2 separate regions of the Homo sapiens genome follow, and region 2 is linked to region 1. The links are chromatin loops, found by intact Hi-C in ENCODE. Cell type or tissue: endothelial cell of umbilical vein. All regions are shown on one strand. Each heading gives the region's core, and the rest is flanking DNA. Links, peaks and the distances in the headings are about the cores only. Region 1 has its middle 280 kb from the start of GTSCR1. Region 2 has its middle 350 kb from the start of GTSCR1.

What was found. Hi-C counts contacts between places; a loop is a spot of excess contacts. Peaks named below come from ENCODE experiments on the same cell type or tissue, not always from the same donor. Only the 100,000 strongest peaks of a DNase experiment are listed, where the experiment ranks them.
Region 2: it touches region 1 in a loop (7-fold over the local background); 2 of 110 quality-filtered maps call a loop at or near these places.

The regions. Positions count from the first base shown.
Region 1 is chr18:70,927,186-70,939,592 of GRCh38, reverse strand. No RefSeq gene overlaps it. Among named protein-coding and RNA genes, the nearest start is that of GTSCR1, 280 kb to the right of the region's middle. In endothelial cell of umbilical vein, for the core only: a CTCF peak has its summit at 7,196 (motif pointing left); a DNase peak (open chromatin) is centred at 7,152.
Region 2 is chr18:70,990,534-71,002,940 of GRCh38, reverse strand. No RefSeq gene overlaps it. Among named protein-coding and RNA genes, the nearest start is that of GTSCR1, 350 kb to the right of the region's middle. In endothelial cell of umbilical vein, for the core only: a CTCF peak has its summit at 4,267; DNase peaks (open chromatin) are centred at 4,260 and 6,430; H3K27ac peaks cover 2,112 bases.

The sequences.
Region 1 (12,407 bases), core at 2,902-10,901:
GACATAGACAGACTAGATAAACAGTCTTAAAAGCCATTTCTAAGTCATGCAATAATAGAATGACTTCTTTTTCATTATTTCACTTGAAAAGAATTTCTTCTGAAGTAATGATGGGATTGTTAGACTTAATTCTTTTTTGCTGCAGAATACCAAATCTTCTATCTACCAGCCATCAAGATTTGTATCCTATTTAATACAACTTGCACTATTAAGTCTAAAGGTTCATGGGCTTCTCAGTCAAATGGTATCAAAACCTAATATAAGAAACAGTTTTCTAGAGTGAAAGTCAAGTAGCAAGCATATAAGAATTGATTTCTACCCACCACAAAGCAATGCCAATGCAATAGAGGAGGTACTTGAATCCAACTGGCTGTGCATAGAAACTTTCTAATATGATTTTAATGAGTGAGAAAGAAAAGTTATGTATCAAATATTTTGAAATAATTGCTTCTCTTATGTAATTTGTGTTGCCTTTTATTTGGTATAGAAAAAATTATTAATAATCTATTTTATATATGTCTTTTAATTACTTATTTTAAAAAATAATTTTAGTATCATAGATAAATAGATATTAAGCTCAAAGCTAAAGTAGGGGGAGACCCTCCATTAAGAGTAGAGTAAAACAGGGGCACGTTCCCATGTAAGCTTTTGTTCAGAAAGAAAATCAAGTCAATATCACTTGATATACATATGTTTGGGTATGATACATAATCCAAAATAATTTTGATTTGAAGAATACACAGATCACTTCATTTTCTGCCTTAAAATGACTATAGCTTCTTTTGATGAAAATTTCCAATTTTATGAACCACTAGGATGACTAACCCCAACTTTGCTAGATGACTATCATCTATTACCCCTGCTTTATAAATGGTCTTATTTAGGCTGTTAAGTACTTCATAAAGGAGTCCAAAACCATGAGCTTCTGAACCTGATTGAAATTTATAGTTGAGGAGAACCTTTGAAATCAGTTACTAGGCTTATATCTCCTATGTAGGGGAAGACTAAGCAGAAAAGTATTAATTTTACTTATTTCCCAGAGAACTTGGTCCAGAATGAAGCTCTGAGAGACTCAAGAGCCCTGAAGCCACCCTTGGTTTCAAAATGAGCATTGGGGAAAATAAAGTGAGATGACACACCTGAAGATGGCAAACTGAATCTGCCCTCAAGGAAGCACAACAGAATTTCAGTTATTTAATGATCAGTTCTCTTTATGGGAATAGAAAAGCCCTGAGATTGTTTCCTACAAGAAAAATATTTCACATTAAGTAAGTGTCAATATATTAGCAATAGAGATTGAATTGTATTTCAAATTTTGGATTTCTTGGCTTGACACTTCCATACATATTTTACTCACATCTCTCTACACATTTTATAAACACAAAGCCTTGAAACTGAACCCCATCCACAAGGGAGTGGCAAGATTTCATTAGTAAAGCGTGTGTAAGTTTCATTGAGATTCTCTCAGGTAAGGTGTTGCATAATATTAAGTCATAATGTTGAAGTTATTAGATCTTAGTAAATAGCATAATTAACTCTCTATGTTTAAATAGAAGACAAGTGAGAATTTATAAACTAAGATAAAATATGCACTATGTAATTAAGGTATGTAACATTCTTTCCTGTAAGCAAAAGCAAACACAGCTTTTTTTGTGTGTAGCTATAATGTCATTTTGAAAGTACCATGTTTCTCAGGGGCCATCAATAAAGGTACCACATCCATCTTTGTCGATTTCTTAGAGGAGTCATTAGTGAAATGTCACCTTCTGAGGTGATTTCTTTGCACCTTGAGTATGGAAAGTTTTTACTTTTTAAACCAGCAACAATAAAAACAACACCTGATAACATTTTGTGTACTAAAAGAGTACAATAGAAACATTACATATTTACAAAAAAACTCATCATCAATATTGTTGTTATAATTATTATAATTGAAAAATTACCTCAGCTATTCTGCCTTCCATTTAAAAATATCACTGAAATATTATACTACAATAAACACAACCTAGAGTAACTGTGTCATTTGCCAAATTACTCTTTCAACCTTTCCCACTTAGGAATGATTTTGTCATTGCTCATATAAAGTCTGAGATTTGGGAAATGGAGAGGATATTACAGATCACGTCATTCCTCATAACCCTACACAACTGGAAAGTAAGGATCAAGATCCAATATTAAAGGACTTGGTCTGAGGAAACCTTATCTGCATTTCCAAATATTTTGGTGATTAAATCACACTACCACCAAGCATGATGTTGGAGAGACTGTAACATGGAATGAGAAGCTGAGCTGTCTGACATCACATCATTTTCAAATACATGATTCCAAAATTACAGTAATTACGGATAATAATCAAATTTAGTTCTCAGATAAATTTTCATTTTGCCAAATTCCAAATATTTGCTCTTTAAAAAAGGCATAAAACACAGAAGAACAAAACTATGAATCTGCTCATATTCCTGCTTAACATGCATTTATTTTTACTGAATATGTTTTTCCTTAGGCCCCTGGTAACATCAAGTTGGGACACAAGTAATTGGAAGCCCTATCACATAGATATTGCTTTCATGTTTCTAAGACAGTGGTCCCCAACCTTTTTGGCACCAGAGAACGGTTTCGTGGAAGACACTTTTTCCACAAATGGGGGGCAAGGGGTGGAAGGAGGATGGTTTTAATTGTGCACTTTATTTCTATTATTATTACATTGTAATAAATAATGAAACAATTATACAACTCATCATACTGTAGAATCAGTGGAAGCCCTGAGCTTGTTTTCCTGCAACTAGACGGTCCCATTTGGGGGTGATGGGAAACAGTGACAGATCGTCAGACATTGGTTTCTTATAAGCTGTAAGCAACCTAGATCCCTCACATGCACAGTCCACAACAGGGTTGGCCCTTGAATTAGTCCGTTCTCACACTGCTATAAAGAACTACTTGAGACTGGGTAATTTATGAAGAAAAGAGGTTTGACTCACAGTTCCATAGGATTAACAGGAAGCATGACTGGGAGGCCTCAGGAAACTTACAATCATGGTAGAAGGCGAAGGGGAAGCAAGGACCTTCTTCACACGGCGGCAGGAGAGAGAGCGAAGGGGGAAGTGCCACACACTTTCAAACAACCAGATCTCATGGGAACTCACTCACTGTTAGGAGAACAGCAAGGAGGAAGTCCACCCAAATGATTCAATCACCTAATCCCCTCCCAGCAGGCCACTCCCCCGACACCTGTGGATTACAATTCCAGGTAAGATCTTTGGTGAGATATGGTTTGATGAGCCAAACCGCATCAGTGCTCCTAGGAGAATCTATTGTCGCCTGCTGATCTGACAGAAGGCAGAGCTCAGGCAGTAATGTGAGGGATCAGGAGCAGCTGTAAGTACAGATGAAGTTTTTCTGCCTTGCCTGCTCCTCGCCTCTTGCTGTGTGGCCCAGTTCTTAACAGGCAATGGACTGGTACCTGTCAGTGACCTGGGGGCCGGGGACCCCTGCTCTAAGAAATTCAAAACACGTAGCAGCAATGCACTGATTCAGCTCATTCAGTGAATCCAGGCATTAGTTCGACAAGATATCTTGAGCTCTTCTAAGTAACAAGAGCATTGGATACAAAGACAAATAAGGCAATTCCTGGCCTCAAGACTATTATAATCTAATTAGAGGCAAGAGACTGAAAACAAAGTATAATAAATGCTATACGGGATATACAATGTATTCTAATTCTATAACCAAGCCTTTGGAAATTTTATTAGTTTTCTATTGCTGCTATAACAAATTGCCACAAATTTAGTACTTAAAACAACATGAATTTATTCTCTTACAGTCTGGAGGGTGGAAGTTCAAAATGAGTTTCACTGAACTAAAATGAAAGGGTCATCTGGGCTGGTTCTTTCTGGAACCTTTATGGGAGAATCTGTCTTCATGCCCTTTCTACCTTCTAGATGCCACCCGTAATCCATGGCTCAGGGCCCCTCTGACATCTTCAAAGCCAGCTGAGTATCGTCTTCTCTCTTCTCTGGCCTCTGGTCCATTCTTGCACCTTCTCTCTCCGAGTCTGATTCTCCTTCCTCCCTCTTACAAGGATCACTGTGATTACATTGAGTTGAGGTAGATAATCCACTATAATTTCTTCATCTCAAGATCCTAAATTTCATCTGCAAATTCTCTTTTTCCATGTAAAGTAATATTCACACGATTTAGGAATTAGGACATAGACATCATTGTGGGGGAGTGAGGGACATTATTCAGCCTAGCACAAATACTATGGATAATTTCTTGCACATATCAAAATTTGTGTACTTTCAACCATCTTTTGGAATTTTCCTAAGTCATCTTTTTATATGCAAGTCCTCCAAATGTTATGTAATCTGCAGAACTATGCTAATTAGATACAGATATAAAAATTTTGTGAAATAAAACTAAATATATATTAAAAATTTTCCTGTTGTTAATAGTAAACAGTTTGGGTTTAAATGGCAAGTTATACCAGTCCATTAGCTGATTCTCATGTTTCTATACTCATTTTGGCTTGGAAAAACAATTGCATTTTATTTGAGCTCCATTAACAATTTTGAAAAAAAAAATGGCTATATGTATTTGTGTGTATATATACACACTCACACCTCATCACACACACATACTTATATCCATTCCACTAAATATATCCGTTGCAAAAATTTCACACACTCACAAGTATGTTTGGGTTGGAATATTTAGTGTTTAATTAGTTTGGAAGAATTCATAATTACTATATTGAGGAGATTTGGGGTTATGAGTTTACTATTGCTTGAAATTTCTATAATTCCTTTATTATGAAGGTTGAGCAATGTAATTCTCTTGACAGTGTAAATTAATGAAATACCGTAGAGCCCTAATAGATGATTTTCGCAGATTTCTCCATAAGCCGTTATTACTATCTGTCTGCAGAGGCTTATAAACTTTAGGAGCTTCATGGCATCTTCACATCTTGAGACAGATGTTCTGAAATAGTTTTCAATTACATGCCAATTTTTTGCAAGTCTAAGGTAGACTGGGAAGAGAGAATGGAAAGCAAATTCCAGCTTACTTGTAGTCTGACTTTTAGGGGATATCTCAGTTTGAAAGGATTCGTGAGTTCTTGAGGCATTTTCCTTTTTATCACCCCCACTGGATGCCAGCTTATATCACATGAGCACGTGATGTACCTACTATGGAAAGCACTGAACTAGGCTTTTTACACATTCATTTATTCATTCAATAACCATTGAGTTCATATGAGATATATATATATTTTTCAAGGTGCTAAGGATACAGAGTAAAATAAAACACTGTCTTCTCCTTGGAGAAATCCAGGTCTAGTAAGAAAGGACCTGTCACCTATGACTACAATATGATATAATTAATATTGTGATAGATGCAAACAGAGTGTATTATAGGTGCGCTGAAAAAGAGCATATAAATCCAACTTTTAATATGAGAATTTCTTCTTGGTGAATTGAGTTTTGAAATATAAGCAGGAGTTAGTTGAATAGGAAACAGGAAAATTGCATTCTAGGAAGAGGAGCAGCATAGACAAAGCGTGGTTGGTGAAAATGCAGGACATGACATGGCACCTTGAGGTATCAAGGAGAGTTCCCCATAGCTGGAGGAGAGAGAACTTAAAGGAGGCAGTGGCTAGATAATAAATGGTCTTTTTCTAAATTAAGCATTATGGTTTTTTTCCTGTGAGCTACCAGGATAAAATAAAGAAGAATTGGAAGCAGGGTGCTGGGATGGTCCAATTGTACATTAGAAGGATATCTCTGGCACCAGTGAGATGGACATGTTTTTTGATCACCAGGTCTGTTTTGACCTTCTAGAGACTATAATGTGTCCTTGAAGAATAATCTGTAGGACTATATCAGAGTTTCCTGGAACTCACTGCCTTAGGGGTCCATCAATGGATAACCTCACCAGAAGACAAAAGAGAGGAAATAAACATCAGTGAATATATTTCCCTGGTTTCTTTCCTGGTTGTCTCAGAATTACTGTTTCCCTCAACCAAGACAGAACACCTGCAGGTGGCTCCGTCTAGGTGGTACAGCCCCGCCATACTTGTGCTGGGATACTGCACTATCCCCTGTGGTTTCCTTACACTCTGCCTGTTTAGTCCCCTTATTAAACTCTGCTGTAATTCTCCAATATGAATGGACCACTTTTTATACCTTTTATTCTGCCCAAATCCTTACTAATACCACTTTTACTTTTATAACACAGTGAGATTAGTATTATTTTGTCATATTTTACAAGTGAAGATACTTGAATTCTATGTAAGAAGTTATGTAATTTTCTAAGGTCTCAATAAATAGGTGGGAGAACCAGGAATGGAGTGCTCCTCCCTATCTAGAAAGCCCTCCCCTTCTACTCCTATCCCCTCCCCACAGTGCACTAGCAGGACCTCCTTAAGGACTAGGGGAGACCTAGCATTCTGGCAGGAGTGAGGGAGAAACATCTGAAAGGTCTTGTCCCAATATCTCATGCATTTTCACCCTACATTGTGGTAACATGGTGGATCTGTAGAAAATGTAATGTGACTTTCCATGTATTTTGTCTTGTTGAAACAAAACTCATTTTGCCAAGACCTATATTATATATACTATATTTTTATTAAAATATATGACTATTTGAGGTGCATAGTATATTTATCCATTAAATATTATTCCTTCAAGGGATTATAAACTCCACTGAAATAGAAGGTGATAACTTTTTTTCTATCTATTTTATATGAACTTCAACGTACACCCGTCTTCTAATAGGAAGTATTTAACAAATGCTAAAAATATAAATACCAGTGACACTGTAAAAAGATTTTTTTCCAAGCAAAATTCATATGGTTAGCTTGTGTTTTTTCTTTTACGCAAGATATTAAAATAATTTAACTTATTTACATAGAGATTTCTTTCATATTATACCACAATATGGAATAAGGCATTGATATTTTACTAAAGGAACAGATATAAAAGACCAAAACTTTCTTTATACTATCAGTAGTTCCCCTTTTTTTTTTTCAGGATCTAGATTATACTTTCTAATTATATCCCAGCTCCTCCCTCCCCTAGAGTTGTCTTGTCATCTGAACTCTTGGTAAAGTCTTCAAGAATAGAAATGTGTGAAAGTCACTGGTACACTAAAAACCTTAAAAACAGATATGATGCCACCTAGTGGTCCCAAGAAAATGCATTTGCTGGAAGCAAAGTAGATTCAATGAATGTGCATAGAAAATAACTAAGAAAATTGAAGGATTTCAGGCTTAAAAATTAAGGCAAATGCATTTGCTCTCTAAGTATAGATGCCCCTCAACTTGCAAATTGGAAATATCACGAGTGGAAAATGCATTTATCCACCCAACCTACCCGACATCATAACTTAGCCTCGCCTCCCTCAAGTGTGCTCAGAACACTTCCCTTCACCTACAGTTGGGCAAAATCATCTGGCAACACAGGCCACTGAAGAGCCTGGCTTGCCTCCCCTGGTGATGTGATCTCATGGCTGCGTGAGAGCTGCGGCTCCCTGCCACTGTCTAGCAACCACAAGAAAGTATTGCATATCCCTGGCCCAGAAAAAGATTAAGAGTAAAAATTCAGAAATCAAAGTACTGTTTCTACTGAATGCATATCGCTTTCACACAATCATAAAGTTAAAAACTTGTAGATCTAACCATAGTCAAGGACTGCCTGTATATATGTTCTTCACTTATTTAACTTTACATTTCTCAGGGGACAGACTGAATTCATTCTAAAGTGATTTATCTTCTTACAAATCTTTTGTATACTGACAGAATACATTTGAACTAGCAATATAAAAAAGTAGATGAGGCATTCTACAGAAAGATTAGTCTAATCTGAATTAATCAATGAAATAATATTTAATAGGTCATTTGGTGTTGATGTTTAACCCAAGAAAACTTTCAAAGGGGCTCTTCACATTTCTGTGATTTTTTAAATTCATAGCTAACACAGAGCTAAATGAAACGCTATACAACCTTTCACTGTAATATTTACAAATAAACAAATACCCACCTTTCCAAATTCCTCAGAGAATTTAAAATGACAATGGATTTGAAATGCCACAGCCTTCAAGATAATAATTTAGGTGATGTCTGTTATTTAAATTATCAGAATGCCATCATAGAAAGGACTTTGTGTTTAATTTCCTACCTGCCATATTAAAATGTCAAACTATATTATACAAGCTATTAAGGATGACCCCCAAATTTGATTCCATTTTCTATCCAAAAACAAATTTGGTTCAAGGTATGTGCAATATCCACTTTATTACAGGCTAAAGAGAGAAGATAAATACAATATTAATTCTCAGTTTTATCACACAGTCATATCAAATGGAGAAGATGCCTGGCCTTTTGCGCTATATTATTGGAAATAATAAAATAAAGCGTGGTTTAAATTTGAAACACAATTTCCTAATGTAAGTGTGCAAGCTGGTGTGAACTGTGGAGAAGTGAGCATCTGGGGAGAGGACCTAGTGCCGGCTGTGCTTCCCCACATGGATGGCCTCAACTCGATGACTATACATGTTGACCTTCAGATCTTTCAGCACAAAATAATACAGTGTGCTTAGATGACTGTGAAATTCTGCCTGCTTCTACGATGCCACTCTATTTAAGCCGTCAAACTCAGGACTAACAAGAGATTATTTACCTGATTTGCCCTGTAACCATAAAGTTTCAGAAAATTATTTTCCTTTAATTTTGTAAGGCTATTGTGTTCATTAATTACATGTACTCCTCCAGTTGTATAAATTCACCAGGAATAATAATGTTAAAAATCTTGGATACAATTTGCAGAAAACACTAAAGCACATTCATTAAATTTAAACATGTAACTTTGAGACCTTCCACACAGAATTTAAAAAACATTTTCGGCCAGGTGCAGTGGCTCACACCTGTAATCCCAGCACTTTGTGATCCCGAGATGGGCGGATCACATGGTCAAGAGAGCGAGACAATTCTACCCAACATGGTGAAACCCCATCTCTACTAAAAATGCAAAACTCAGGGCCGGGCGCGGTGGCTCACGCCTGTAATCCCAGCACTTTGGGAGGCCAAGATGGGCGGATCACGAGGTCAGGAGATCGAGACCATCCTGGCTAACACGGTGAAACCCCGTCTCTACTAAAAATACAAAAAATTAGCCGGGCGCGGTGGCGGGCGCCTGTAGTCCCAGCTACTCGGGAGGCTGAGGCAGGAGAATGGCGTGAACCTGGGAGACTGAGCTTGCAGTGAGCAGAGATCGCGCCACTGCACTCCAGCCTGGGCCACAGAACGAGACTGGGTCTCAAAAAAAAAAAAAAAAAGAAAAAAAAAATTAGCTGGGCGTGGTGTCATGATGCACCTGTAGTCCCAGCTACTCGGGAGGATGAGGCAGGAGAATTACTTGAACCCAGGAGTTGGAGGTTGCAGTGAGCCGAGATTGCACCACTGCACTCCATCCAGCCTGGCAACAGAGCGAGACTCCGTCTCAAAAAAGAAAGAAAAAAAAAAAAAAAGAAAGAAATTTCATCCGCTTCTGAATTACTTTCTTGAAGGACATCACAATTAATTATGCAAAGGGGGTTTTATTGCATATACTTACATATTTAGGAGGAGATGGAGAAAGGCACAAATAAACCTTCACTACATTTGAATTCATGTGATGGTGAACTATGCCCCTCCCCTGCATTCCATTTATACAGTCTGACTAATAATATGCCTCTATTTAGTTTCCGGCTTCTGGTGGGAATTATATATTAAACATGGCCTAACTTCTTGTTTCTACATTAAGATCATCTTGGGGGAAAAATAGCTATTTCTGCTTTTTTCTAATATATGCCCCATAGTAAGAAGGCATAAACTCATTCTATAGGAAGGGTAATCAATTCCTTAATCATCTCATAAAGGCATAAAAGCAGAAGTTCCTGGTCGAATTCATTTCATTGCCCTTGATCAACAGCAATATCACAGAACTGGACCAAAATGTGTGCCATTCTTAATTTAGAGCAAAAAGACCCTGAAAGAAATTATTAAAATCAACATATGTAGTTATAATATGATACCCTTAGATCAAGTTTGCCTTTTATTTTTTATAAGCTCACACATCTCAGTATAAGAAATATGAGCAACTTTCCACTTTACCCTATAATTCAAGTATGAATATTTAGAAGAATAAAATTTGATTGTTTTCTCAAATATTATATTAAAACCCAAAGAATAAATCAGGAAAGTCCATGAATATTCATGGGTTTCAAACGATGCATCTCTCAGTTTCAATTTAGTGAACATTAATATTCGCTTAAACGTATGAACATAAAACATACAAATATGTATGAATTTCAATACATGATGCTAAAGGCTCTATTTCATTGAGTTGTTAATGACGATATAAATAAAATGAACACGGCTAGAGTATATTATTTTTTCACCAAAATGCCAAAATGCAAATATATCTTTCTAATAAGTTAAAATGGGAATCGGTTTATTACTTGTAATAAAGTGGCTGACAAACCTACTAACCCTCAAGTAATGTTAAAATGAATAACACTTTGGGTAACACATTATTCAAGCTAGGATTTTTTCCCAGCTCTTTCTATGTGCTTTCAAATTTTTTTTCTTTGAAACAGATGTCAGGTTACGGTACCATTATATCCATTTTATAGATGGCTCAAGTAACATTGCAGGATATTAATTAGAAAACAGTTCTTTCTGAGAATAATCTCTTGTTTATATTTTGTTTAACTAAAAGTAAATGTGGTAAGATTTATTCCATATATTTGATCCATTTATATTCAACATCAAACTTTTCATCTGAATCTACACAGAGAGTACTTGTAAACTGATCAGCAATTCGAGTTCATTAAATAAACTATAAAATCCTATTATGTTGGAACTATTATAGGAAAAAAATAGAAAATATTAAAATATAAAAAAGTACAGAATGAATAAAACTATTTTTAGTCTGTATTGAACTCCAAACAACTTGAAAATTTCAAATAAAATTCTTTAGCAAAAGCCTAATAAATTATTTGACGTTAATACAACCATGGCACAATCACTGGTAGCTTTGCTATCAAACAAACAGGTAGATAAAGATGCTATAATTTTATATTCTAGAAATGACTTTTAAAACCATTCAATTGTAAATTAATCTCAACCACAAAGTATGACGTTCCCAAATGTCCTGGTCTTCATTTCTGGTTTGAAAGGTTCAGCCCACTTAACCTCTCTAAGAATCCTATTAAGATCCTCCTACTGATCTACTATTGGGCCAAGACAGAATTCTTTCTCTCTCGGGGACAATGTTTTATTTATAGAATGAGAATAATATCAAAAAGAATTATTTAGAGAAGTTACTGCCGATTAATTCATGACTATAAAGCACTTTTCATGTACTCCACGCTCTTCCTAGGGAATGTAGCCAGAGGCAATTTTACCTTTTCAGATAGTCTTACGTAAAGCCTAAGAATTCTGAACATAGTATTTTTCTAACTGTTTTATTCCTTCCAATCATCTGTAATGACTGGTTGTTTCACATTTCTAAAATGCAAAATATTATATCATCAGAGGCTTTCTCCTGGTTTTATAAGGACAGAAGGCTTCCAGAAGTTGAGATTGTCAGTTAAATATTACGAGCTAACTTTATCAAAACTAAAATAACGTTGTCCTATGCAAATCTGGCTTCAGTACTTTTTTGGTATCTGCCCCACTGCAATATGCTTCCTTACTGAATTATAACATGTTATCTATTAGGGAAAAAAGTCTGAAGAGCAGAATGCCATGAAAAATCTCAGTTAAATTATATGGCCTATGGCTTGTGTTACTTGGATCAAATATTCTCAAGTTAGGTAGTAACATTTAGACTACAATATCATCTGTGTATTTTTTCATTCTTCATTAGCACTATGCCTTAAATTGCCTACTTTGAAGATTTTGTATATCAACCTTAAATAGAAATATACAAATAAGGAAAAATACATAATCTTCTACAAATTATTTATTAAGGTTTTCTCTATTTCATTACAAATTAGAACATTCATCACTGGACAACACTAGAGGTGAAACTGGCACAAAAACTTAAAAAGAGCTGAAGTTGTAGAATATGGATTCTATGTAATATATTTGGCTTTATAATAAATTGTATACTTATATGTGGATATGGGGTTGTCTGAGATTATTGGAATTCAGAAAAGATATTAAAAATGTTAAAAAAAAAAAGGCAGGGGGGAGATTGAAAGTTTAAAAGCCAGGTTCTGCAGGGCTGGGCCCTGCTTAACTTCTTTGTTTTGACTGAGAATATTTCTCTGTATCAGTAGTAGATTTTAAATATACAGTGGTTTGTATACATCAGAGAACCAAGTTCATAATTTGCCAAAAAATTTCCAGACATTACAGTCACTTGTTT
Region 2 (12,407 bases), core at 2,313-10,312, 64 kb before region 1:
CCATGTTTTCTTTCAGTCACCTGTGGACATAAATCTTTATGTATACATTTACACCAGAAATACTCGTAAGAACTTTGTATACACAGATCAACTTTTAATCTATTTAGTACTATCCAATAGAACTTTGTATGATGATGAAAATATTCTATAATAATATGACTGACAGGGTATTTTATGAGTATTTTTCAAATATGTAAATATTTAGAAATACAATTTAGAAGCATTAAATATTATTCTGCAATTAAAACGTGGCTGGTGAGGCTCAAAATTGAAATGTTTATTTGATTTAACATAAATTAAAATTAAAATAGCCAATGTGGCTATTGGCTACTGCATCAGACAACACGGGTTTATAAAATGATAAGCACAAAGATTATTTAAATATATGTTTAAAATCTCATTTTTGTCAGTAATGTAAAATGTCTTCCTGACCAAGTCCAATAGCTCCCATTGAGGGGCTATCTTTTCATGACAGCAACTTTACTAAGAGTCATTACATGAAAGATTCTTTGCTAGATGTTGGGGTCTGCTTTCTTTGCCTCTCTCCCTTCCCACGGAGCACCTGGTAGAAGGGTGAAAAGAATGAACAAAATGCAGAACAGAAAAAAAGGAAAGGAATAAGCAAAGAGCAGTCATGAATGGTAATTATATCTGGAAAACCATTAGCCTCAGAATAATTGTAAATTGGCTAAGTTATAATGTAAGACTCCCAAAAGTGCCTAATAAGCAAAGTTACTTTAGCCATTTTGAAGCAATTTATTGTACTAGGGGAAATCTATTTCTCAGATGCTATAAAGGATAGAGAGTTAGATGACAATAGATTTTGTTTTGTTCTTTTCCTGCACTTTAACTTTTGTTCACATAACATCTCAGCTATAGGTATTTGAAATCTTTTTTCTGTTCTCCAATAAATGCTGATGGAGACAGATATGTCAATAATATCTATATTTTACCATTTTGAAAAGCAATTTTCTTCTCTGTGGCAGCACATGCTGACCATTTTAAAATCATGACTCTACATTTGAAATTTATGTTTACTTTGTTCTTTGCAGAATTCAAGATGGGATCTCTGCTCTTAGCATCAAGACCCTTTTTGATGAATGCAAATGGTGGCTGACAGAATGTGACTCAGAGGAAAGACTGACAGTCTACATCAGTCTCCTGATTTACAGCACATTTAACTCTCCTGAGTCAACACAAAGAAAAAGAAACAGGATATTAGTAACGGTAACTTGCCATTTTCTATTTGGATAAACATAGCATGAGGGTAGTTTTATATCTGCATCCTACTTTGATTATCACGTATTCCCAAACTCCTATTGGTAGGGAAGGTAAGAATTTTTAATACATCCAAAGGATTTTTTAAGCCTTAGTTGATGAGGAACAGATTGTAAGAGAGTAAGACCAGCTTCAAAAAACACCACTACGGCTTGTCCAGACTTTATCCTAAATCACTCAATTTGATAACAGTAGTCTAAAATATGTCATCTAGACTGCATGAGGATTATTGACACTCCGTATGTAAGACGCTAAAGAGCTTTCTCCCTCTGTATGTAGCAAAAAATTTTATTGGTTAAAAATCCAGAATAAACCACATTTACTTATCTTTTACCTTCTGTACTTCTCATATTTGTAATGGGTGGTAGTAACAGAATAAAAACCTTAGGAAAAAACTCTGTATGAGGCTGCCTGGAATCACCTGTGAAATCAGTCTTTCCATACACCAGTCATCCTATTTAGTTGCAACTACACCTGCATTTTGTGGTTGCCTTAAAAATATTTTTTAAAGAGAAAATACTGTCATTTTCTGCTGATGTAAAATGTGAATAACTTTTAAAAGAGTTAGCATCTTTTCAAGGTGTGCATGTGTAGAAATAATATTTATAGGAACTGAAACTTTATGATTCTAATTAGATTTAATGTAATATTCAATGGTAAGTTAAGGTAATGAAAACTGGTACTTTAAAAAGTGTTTTTACCTTTCTAAAACACAATAAATTGAAACATAGCTTCCCCATTGCTATGGACTTAATTATGTCTTCCACCCAAAATTTATATGTTGACGTCTGACCCTCCAAAATGACAATATTTGCAGATAGGGCTTTTAGGAGGTAATTAAGGTTAAATGAGGTTCATAAGGGTGAGGTCTTAATCTGACGGCTGGTGGACTTATAAGAAGAGAAAGATCTCAATCTCTCTCTGTCTCTTTCCATCCTCCCTCCCTCTCCCTCTCTCCTTCCCTCCCCATCTTTCTCTCCTTCCTTCCCTCCCCATCTCTCCCTCCCTCCCTCCCTCCCTCTCTGTTCTCATACACAGAGAAGAAAAGCCATGTGAATCCATAGGGAGAAGGCAGCTGTCTGCATACCAGGAGGAGAGCTCCCACCCGAACCCAACCATAGTGCCACCCTGATCTTGTACTTCCAGCCTCTCAGCTGTGAGAAAATAAATGTCTGTTGTTTAAGACACCCAGTTCATGGTATTTTGTTACAGCAGCCCAAGCAAAGTAAGACACCCCATCCTCTCCTATAGAGCAGTAACATCACCAAGGTTGGGCTCTTGCTAGGGGTTTCCAAGATCCCCTCCTGAGACCTGGCCTGTCTAATCACATACTACTTTGTTATGCTTTCTTTGGTTTCGAGACAGATAATTAAATAAGGCTTCAAACATAAAGCTGGCTATGCAGCTTGATTGTAACACAGCCACTAGAAATGAGGCGCCAATTCCCCATTTAAAGTATAAAGGTGGATTCCAGCAATGCATGTTTAAAGGAGAAGTATGTTACTTGCGTCTGGGAAACCCAGCCTATGAAAGCCTGGCCACTCCTGTTAAGTCAGAACAATGTCTAGCTGGTCCAAAAGAGAGGGCTTTTTGGCCATCCTTTCATGGTAGCCTGAGGAATTTGGATAAATGGTGAGTCTCTACTGGGCCCAGCCAGCAAGAGGGCTCTTCCTCCCATGGCCAAGAAAAGGCCACTGGACCCATCCACACCCCCTGTTCACACTCAGCTTGTGCCACCTAGGCTGAAAAGAAACGTGGCTGTTGCCTGCCTTTGAGGGCTCATTGTATTTCCTGGAGCTACGGGAGATGTGTAGTCAGGTTCAAGCTTGCTTTTATTTTGCCAACTCCTTGTGAACCTACATAATCTGCATGTGACTTTTACTCATTTAAAATAGAGTCTGGTCTTGATATGTTTCCTATGATTAGCAAATGAATCTCTAATTTATTTGATAGATGTTAATATATGTTGGTATAGGTTAGTTATTGCCCAAAAGCTTATAAGCACCACCATTGTCACTGCCCTGCTCAAAACCTAACCCTGCCCTGTCACCTACACAGACACCTGAGGGCCTCTCTGCCAGGGCCCTTTCCCCAAGGCTGCTTCCCAAAACAGAGAGAGGACATGATACCTTCCTTCCCAGTCCCTTGAGGAATTCACTGCAATGGTAGGCAAGGGCTCTAGTCTCCTGGGGAGCACGTTCAGGCTATGCAGGGACATCCAGCACCTTCTCGTGGCTAACAATTCACAGTGGCAGAAGACCAAGGCAGAACACTAGGTAGCATTTCCAGAACTAGGGGTCAGAAAGTCACATTTTTAGAAACATTTCAGGATTTAAAACATCCACTCCAGTTTCTTAACATTCCAATCCTATTTCCTTCCATAGGATTCAGGCTACTTTAAGCCTGAAATAAATCCTCTCACCTTGGAGGAGGTCGGCAGCCATTTGTTACTCAGCCAGCCTCAGAGCACCTGGGATGCCTGAGCCCTGAGGTAACTGAATTTCTTCAGTTACTTGACTCTCAATTATTTTTCTTAACTCATTAAGGAAGTATGCCTTATAAGAGAAATTATATTTAGAAAATCACGATGGATATTTTTGGAGGTTTTGTGTGTGTGTGTGTGTGTGTGTGTTCATGTGTTACATGTTATGTGTTTATGTAGGAGTGGATCTCAGATTTGCTTGGACCCTGGACTTGTTGAGTAATACTTTTTGAAATTAGAATTCCCCCAATTGAATCTTGCAACATAAATATGTTGAGATTATTTTGTTTCCATTACTTGTGCTTGGTGTGTGGGCAGCCATGCAGTCAGACATAGGAAAGCAGGCGGTCGGTTTACCAAAAGAAATGTATACACCTCTGCTGAAAGTGCAAAGAACAGATTTTCAAAACTGAGGGAATCCTCACTCCACATGAGCGAAATCTGCAGTAACTATGCCTCCCTGTGCAAGACTCTAAGAAGCCACATTCAATTACGCCTCCTTCTGGGATCCCTTGCTTATTACACCTATCCTCAATTATCTCATTAGTCCATTGCTACAGTCGAATGGTTTATTTACCAAAACCATCCTATACTAAATTTCTAAGATCAGCTATATTAAACAAACAAACAAACAAAATCAGGTTCAGACAAGTTACTGTATCAACCAGTATTGAATGTTTTGTAAAATAAAGCAACATATTCCTATTCCTCTTAAGACTAAAAAAAAAAAAAAGTCAGATTTCCTAAGCACACATGAATATGAGTGGATGAAGTCATGTATAGTTACATAGCATATAGCACTGAATGCAAATGGAGATGGGATTATGCTTCTAGACCCAAAGATTAATAAAATACATTAAACTTAAAGGCAGGATTATTAATAGAAATGGATTCTATAAATATCTATCTCTGGTATTAAAAACTGAACAAGTCAAATGTACGTAACACCAATCCTCTATTGAGTACAAGAATTAGTGCTCAATTGAGTATAATAATCAGTCAATCTGTGAGTGAAACCCAGCACACCATATTATCATTGTATTTGAATTAGAGTGGGTATATTTATCGATAATGTTTGTATATCTAGAAAACTCAGAACATTTATCTGGTGAGAATATAAATTAAGTGCCTTATTTTACCAAATTGCACTTAAAAATTGAGCAGCACCATCACTTACTTGGAAGAAAATATAAACAATTTTTTTACTTCAATGTTCAATAACATAAAATGCTAAACAGCAAATCTTAATTATTGAATTCATTTTTTAATCTAAGAAATTCCCTTTGCTAGTGCCCATGTAACATTATTTATTAGTACAGTTAATATTGTAAATCTTATCATCAATCTTCATGTTGAAGAGATAAGATTACAGGCATATGAAAATATCTGTTTCATGGCCTAAAGGCTGTGGATATAGAGTAATTACTGACACTCAATCCCCTAATCAGAATCCTTTCCCCCACCCTGCCTGGGATGTAGGTGACCACATGGGTATAGCTTCTTGTCTCTCTTCACTCCCACCTTTTTACACATCACCTTAACACAGAGACTCCCAGATCAGCATCCTCTTTCTCCTAGGATCTGGACAGATATTTCTCATGTCTACCACAAGGCAATGTTTCCAAATTATCAATCCCAAACCTTTCCATGCCAAATTCACTAACTCCTAGCTCCAAAGTAGTATTCAAATGTTTTTCAATATAGAAGATCTGAAAACCAAACCAGATAGATCAATTTGTCAGCAACGTCCTCAGTTCCCTGCTCTTTATTCATCCACATCCAAATTCTAAAATCTCCTTTCAATTCTTTCCTCCTATCCCTGAGTACTCCAGACCAACCTCGAACTTTTATCTGCTCATTAATAAACCTTCCTACTTGTAACCAATGGTCTTTTATTGAATAGTGGAGGATTTTCAAGGTTTTTTTTTGCTACTATCTTTCCATTTTTAAATGCTCCATGCCAAAAGCTCAAAACTTTTTAGCATAACATTTAAGAAATTCTACCATCCAGCATTATGCAGTGGCTTTAATCTTATCTCCTCTTCCTACCTACCGCATTCCTTCTCTTCATCTCCAATAAACCTGACACCTATTCATTGCAAATATTGGCCTCTGCGTTGGTCTTTGTCTTAGAAGTGCCTGTCATCATCTCAATGGAGCCTGTTCACTAGGCTCTGATACACATCATTCTATGTGAGCACATAGTACAAAAGAGTTGGCAGCCATCACATTCTGATTTAGGTTACAGTAGCCCAGATGTGTAGCTGATTCTTTAACTGGATGAAGAGATCTAAAAATCTCATTTTAGTTCTGTCCCGCAATCCCGAATGAATAAGTTAATGCAAAGTAGATGCTTTGGAAGTGTATTAGTCTGTTCTCATGCTGCTGATAAAGATATCCTTGAGACCGGGCAATTTATAAAGGAAAGAGATTTAATTGACTCACATTTCAGCATGGGTGGGGGGCCTCAAAAACTTACAATCATGGCAGAAGGGGAAGCAAACACATCCTTCTTCACATGGCACCAGGAGAGAGGGAAGAATGAGAACTGAGCTAAGGGGAAGCCCCTTATAAAAACATCAGATCTAATGAAAATTTACTCACTATCACCAGAATACCATGGGGAAAACCACCCCCGGGATTCAATTTCCTCTTCCTGTGTCCCTCTCACAACACATGGGGATTATGGGAACTACAATTCAAGATAAGATTTAAGTGGGAACACAGCCAAACCACAAATTCCGTCCCTGGCGCCCGTCCAAAATCTCATGTCTTCACATTTCAAAACACAATCATGCCCTTCCAACAGTTCCCCAAAGTCTTAACTCATTTCAGGATCAACTCAAAAGTCCATGTCCAAAGTCTCATCTGAGACAAAGCACCCTTTCACCTATGAGCCTGTAAAATCAAAAGCAAGTTAGTAACTTCCTAGATACAATAGATACAATAGGGATACAGGCATTCCAAATGGGAGAAATTGGCCAAAACAAAGGAGCTAAAGGCTCCGTGCAAGTCCGAAATCTAATAGGGCAGTCATTAAACCTTAAAGTTCCAAAATGATCTCCTGTGACTCCATATTTCACATCCATGGTGTGCTGATGCAAGAGGTGGGCTCCCATGGCCTTGGGCAGCTCTACTCCTGTGACTTTGCAGGGTACAGCCTCCCTCCTGGCTACTTTCACTAGCGGGCATTGAGTGTCTGAGGCTTCTCCAGGCATGTGAAGAAAAGCAAGCTGTCAGTGGATCTACCATTCTAGGGTCTGGAGAACACTGGCCCTCTTCTCACAGCTCCACTAGGCAGTGCCCTAGTGGGGACTTTTTGGGGGAGCTCCAACCTCACATTTCCCTTCTGCACTGCGCTAGCAGAGGTTCTCCATAAGGGCCCTGCCGCTGCAGCAAACTTCTTCCTGGACATCCAGGCATTTCTATACATCCTCTGAAATCTAGGTGGAGGTTCCCAAAACTCAGTTCTTGACTTCTGTGCACCTGCACACTCAACACCACATGGAAGCTGCCAAGGCTTGGGGCTTGCATTCTCTAAGCTGTACCTTGGCTCTATTTAGTCATGGCTGTAGTGGCTGGGGCGCAGGGCACCGAGTTCCTAGACTCCACACAGCATGGGGACCCTGGGCCAAGTCCACAAAACCATTTTTCCTTCCCAGGCCTCCATGCCTGTGATGGGAGAGGCTGTCGTGAAGACCTCTGACATGCCTTGGAGATATTTTCTCCATTGTTTTAGGGATTAACATTTGGCTCCTCCTTATGCAAATTTTTGCAGCCAGCTTGAATTTCTCCTCAGAAAATAGGATTTTCTTTTCCATCGCATTGTAAGGCTGCAACTTTTTCAAACTTTCATGCACTGTCACCTCTTGAATGCTTTGCTGCTTAGAAATTTCTGCCAGATACCCTAAATCATCTCTCTGAAGTTCAAAGTGCCACAGATCTCTAGGGCAGGCTGGGGCAAGAAGCCGCCAATCTCTTTGCTAAAGCTTAGCAAGAATGACTCTTACTCCAGTTCCCAACAAGTTTTTCCTCTTCATCTGAGACCATTTCAGCCACGACTTCATTGTCCATATCATTATCAACATTTTGGTCAAAGCCATTCAACAAGTCTCTAGGTAGTTCCAAACTTTCCCGCATCTTCCTGTCTTCTGGACCTTCCAAGTCTTTAGGATGTTCCAAACTTTTCCACATTATTTTCCTTCTTCTGAGCCTTCCAAACTGTTCCAACCTCTACCTGTTACCCACTTCCAAAGTTGCTTCCACATTTTCAGGTATCCTTATAGCAGCACCCCACTCTCTGCAGTACCAATTTACTGTATTAGTCCATTCTCATGCTGCTATAAAGAATTGCTCAAGACTGGGTAATTTATATAGAAAAGAGGTTAAATTGGCTCACAGTTCCCGTTTTCTGAGGAGGCCTCAGGAAACTTACAATCTTGGCAGAAAGGGAAGCAAACACGTCCTTGTTCAAATAGTGGCAGGAGAGAGAAGAGTGCCAAGCAAAGGGGGAAGCCCCTTAGAAAACCATCAGATCTCATGAGAACTTACTATCATGAGAATAGCATGGGGGAAATGGCCCCCATGATTCAATTACCTCCCACAGGGTCCTTCCCACCACATATGGGGATTATGGAAATTACAATTCAAGATTAGGTTTGGGTGAGAACGCAGCCAAATCATATCAGTAAGCATTTGTTAAAGTGATTAACAAGTCATTTGATTTAATTGAATATCAAGCAATTCAAGTTCTAAATAAGAGGGACAAAAATATGTACCTACAACTAATGACTACTTTCTGGAATTCTGTGTGAATAATTTTGGCTTTGTTTCACATCTCATAGCACTGACCTCATCGATGTCTTTTAGGTTAGATATTTAGAGAGTTTGTTCGTGGATACAGGTTGCTATGGCAACACAATCCTGCTAATATCTAATGCTCTTAAAACTTTATAAATTTCCTGAATGTAAGAACCCTGGAATAAGCATAACCTTTACACTTCAGGTATAGCTACATATTTTGAAAGTTAGGTCTAAAGGGAAGAATGAAGATAAATTTTCATATCAGAAGTGTATGCTTTTTTATAATATTCAAATTTCACTGTAAGAAGTTTAGGGTCCATAATCTTAAATATGCTTTATTTTATGTATCATAGGAATAAGTTTTGAGTCTACTGACTATATGTGCATGCTTTTAAAGTACATCTGGTAAGCTCAGCTGAAAATTTTTCATTGGAAAGATATTATGCAATGCTGCATCATTATCATAAATAAATGAGGTTATCTGAAGTTTATATATAAGCCCATTGTGTTGTATCACAGCAAAATTAAATACTTAAAAATAAGTTTCTATTAATATCATCTACAGTTCCAGAACTGTGTTTACAAATAGCTAATTACTGAATCACAATAATTTCTGAAATTTTTCACACATATGAACTTCATTTGAGATAAGCAATTGTTAAATTAAAAAAACTCTCTATTTTAAGAAATCTAATACTTTAAATTTCAAAGGGTTTTAATTAATATATTTAGATCTAATTTTTCACATTTAAAATAAAGTTCTTCATTTTCCAAAATAATTCATATTTAGCTTTCTTTAAATAAAACAGTTTCATAGTTAACTGATTCATATGGCCCATGTCCAAATTAGTATGTGAGGTAAAGAGAATAATGATAAATATTGCTTCCATTTCCAAAGACAGATGATAAACTAAGAAAAATTTAATTAACATTTGAATAATTTATATCTCTGCAACTTTCTTTCTCTAAGTTAGTGTAATTTACCCAAAATATAAGTCTCATGAATGCTTGCACTGAAGACTATTATTATTATAATTTCTCAGGTGCATACAATATTTTATTGCTGTATAATATCAAAGCCTCCAGATAACAAGATTAAGAATAACCAAGTGCTTATGAGAGGATGTGGATATAAATATTCACAAGCATAGTAACATTTGGATAATTTTCTTAAATTTTAGAGTCTTGCTTAACAGAAAACTCAATATATTTTGAAAAATAAAGCATTTTTTCTTTAGCTGTATCTCACATATAAAATTATATAAATTCAAAGCATACAAAATTTTCTTTGTACTCATTCAATCCAATGAAAAAGTAGAAGTCATATATTGCTTTCTGTGTCCCATTACACTATCTGTGGCTCTGTTTTTAAATTCAGAGAAAGTAGCAATTAATTACATTAATCTATACTTGATTGCATCATTGCTTATTTTTTTTCTTAGCTAGTTTTTCTTAGCTAGTTGTTATAAACTAGTTCTTAGCTAGTTGCAATTCATAAAGAAAGGCAGGGAATTAGATAATACAAGTGAAAAAAAAATTTTGCACCAACCGTCACAAGCTGGTTTGTGATGGTCACTCAGTTGACCAAGTAGAATGCAAAGAAAAGTTAATTGTCCCATCTACATTAAAGTTACTCAGCTTCTCTCCTAAAGTCAAATCATTTCTTGTGAAAGTTACAGTATCTTCTTCCAAAATGTTTTGTTGTTACAAATTATACTATTTCCAAATAAATCTTCTCCCAGTTCTTCTTGAAAAAGATAAGAAAAAGAGTTTCATAATAACAGATGATTTAGATCTCTGAATGAGCACCTCCATGCATACCAAAGGCTTGAGGTTGACTCTTGCAATACTAAATTTGGATAAATCTCACTCTCCCCAAATCTGCTTTGCCCCCAGTAGGGATCATAAAAATAATGTCTAAACTTGCTTTCTATATCTATATTATCTATATCTACCTATACACATGTATTTTAAAATATATAAATATATGGTTTGAAATACACACAGACACCCACACATATGATCTGAAAATACATTTTATAAACATTGTCAAAGTTTCTCATTGGGGATAATTTAAGAAATATCAAACCATTATTATTAAGGTTTTTAAAATTATAAGACCAAGGTTTTAAAACAAGAGTGTTCAATCTTTTGGCTTCCCTGGGCCACATTGGAAGAAGAAGAATTGTCTTGGGCCACACACACAAAATACACTAATGATAGTTGATGAGCTTTAAAAAAAAACTCACCAAAAAAATCCCAGGTTTTAAGAAAGTTTACCAATTTGTGGTGGGCAGCATTCAAAGCCCTCCTGAGTTGTATGTGGTGTGTGGGCTGCAGGTTGGACAAGCTTGCTTTAAAAAATATGATAAAGGCTTTGTAAATACACACACATATTTCAATATTTTATAATATTAATAGTCAATTAGAATTTTTCAATAAAAGCCAACATGTAAAATATTCATAAAGAAATTTAACTAATAACTATTGTTGAGGCTGAATGGCAAAAGTAAAATAAGATTACAAGCCAGGGCTGATGTTATCAGACTTAAAACAGACCAATAAGAGAACCACTAATGTACATGGAAAGGGAAATACACTACAGTTTGACTCAGCATTTAGGCATATTTAGAAATTCAATCTGTAAGTAATCTGACTAGCAATCTTATAGCATTGACTCATCTTATTCTCTGCATTCCACAACAAAAGTAAGTATCCACTCTCTCACATCATCTAGACTTAGTCTAGTCTTCAGGCTTTTTTGCATTTTATTTTAATTGTTTTCTAAAGAATGCCTCTCCCATCTAGGACAGAACACAAGTAGCACATTGTTTTTCTCTAATAGCAACGAAGAAGATTCTAAAGCAAACACTTTTGCTTGTATTATTAATTATTGACCATTAGCTAATACCAACACTTAAAGATAGTTCATAGGAAGGTCTTTAAGGGGAAGCCATTGCTAGTTCTCTGTTCTTTGCTGTCACTTTCCATTATTCAAAGCAGGTAGCCAAACAACAAAGACCAGTTGTGTGCTATCATACCACCCCATGAGCACAAGCCCAGTGCTAAAAGAGTTTGATACCAAAAGTACCTTTTGACTTAGTATAAATTTATTCACTAATCTCTGTAAAGGCTCACATCTATGAAATAGTGGTACTGCTGATTGATACGTGTAGGAAGACATGTTATTGGCAAATTATCCTTACTAATAAGGATTCCATAAAGAGAACACTGGCACTACAATTAAGAGCTTATAACATTAATGAAATCACTGTTTGGTTTTGACAATACAATATGCTTAAATTTTTCAACACCTAATTATCACCTTGATCAATGGCATTTTAATACATAAGTGCATCACTCTGCAGATGCTGATAGTATATTAAATATGTTTGACCAATATTAAAGTAGTCAATTGTAATCTACTTCTACTAATAGTAATGGGTATTATTTTGTCTTTACGGCTCAATAGCCACTGCTTCATGGATTATGAGCAATTTGCTAGATCCCCATCTGTCTTTCACAAACACTGCATCAAAGAATCCTACTTAGAGAATAATACGGCATTTCCTAATAAAAAATGCATAGTTAAAAATGTCAATACTTTTATCCTTAAAAATCAATATTTTTTTAGTTTATTTTTTATTTTATTATTATTATACTTTAAGTTTTAGGGTACATGTGCACAATGTGCAGGTTAGTTACATATGTATACATGTGCCATGCTGCTGTGCTGTACACATTAACTCGTCATTTAGCATTAGGTATATCTCCTAATGCTATCCCTCTCCCCTCCCCCCACCCACAATAGTCCCCAGAGTGTGATGTTCCCCTTCCTGTGTCC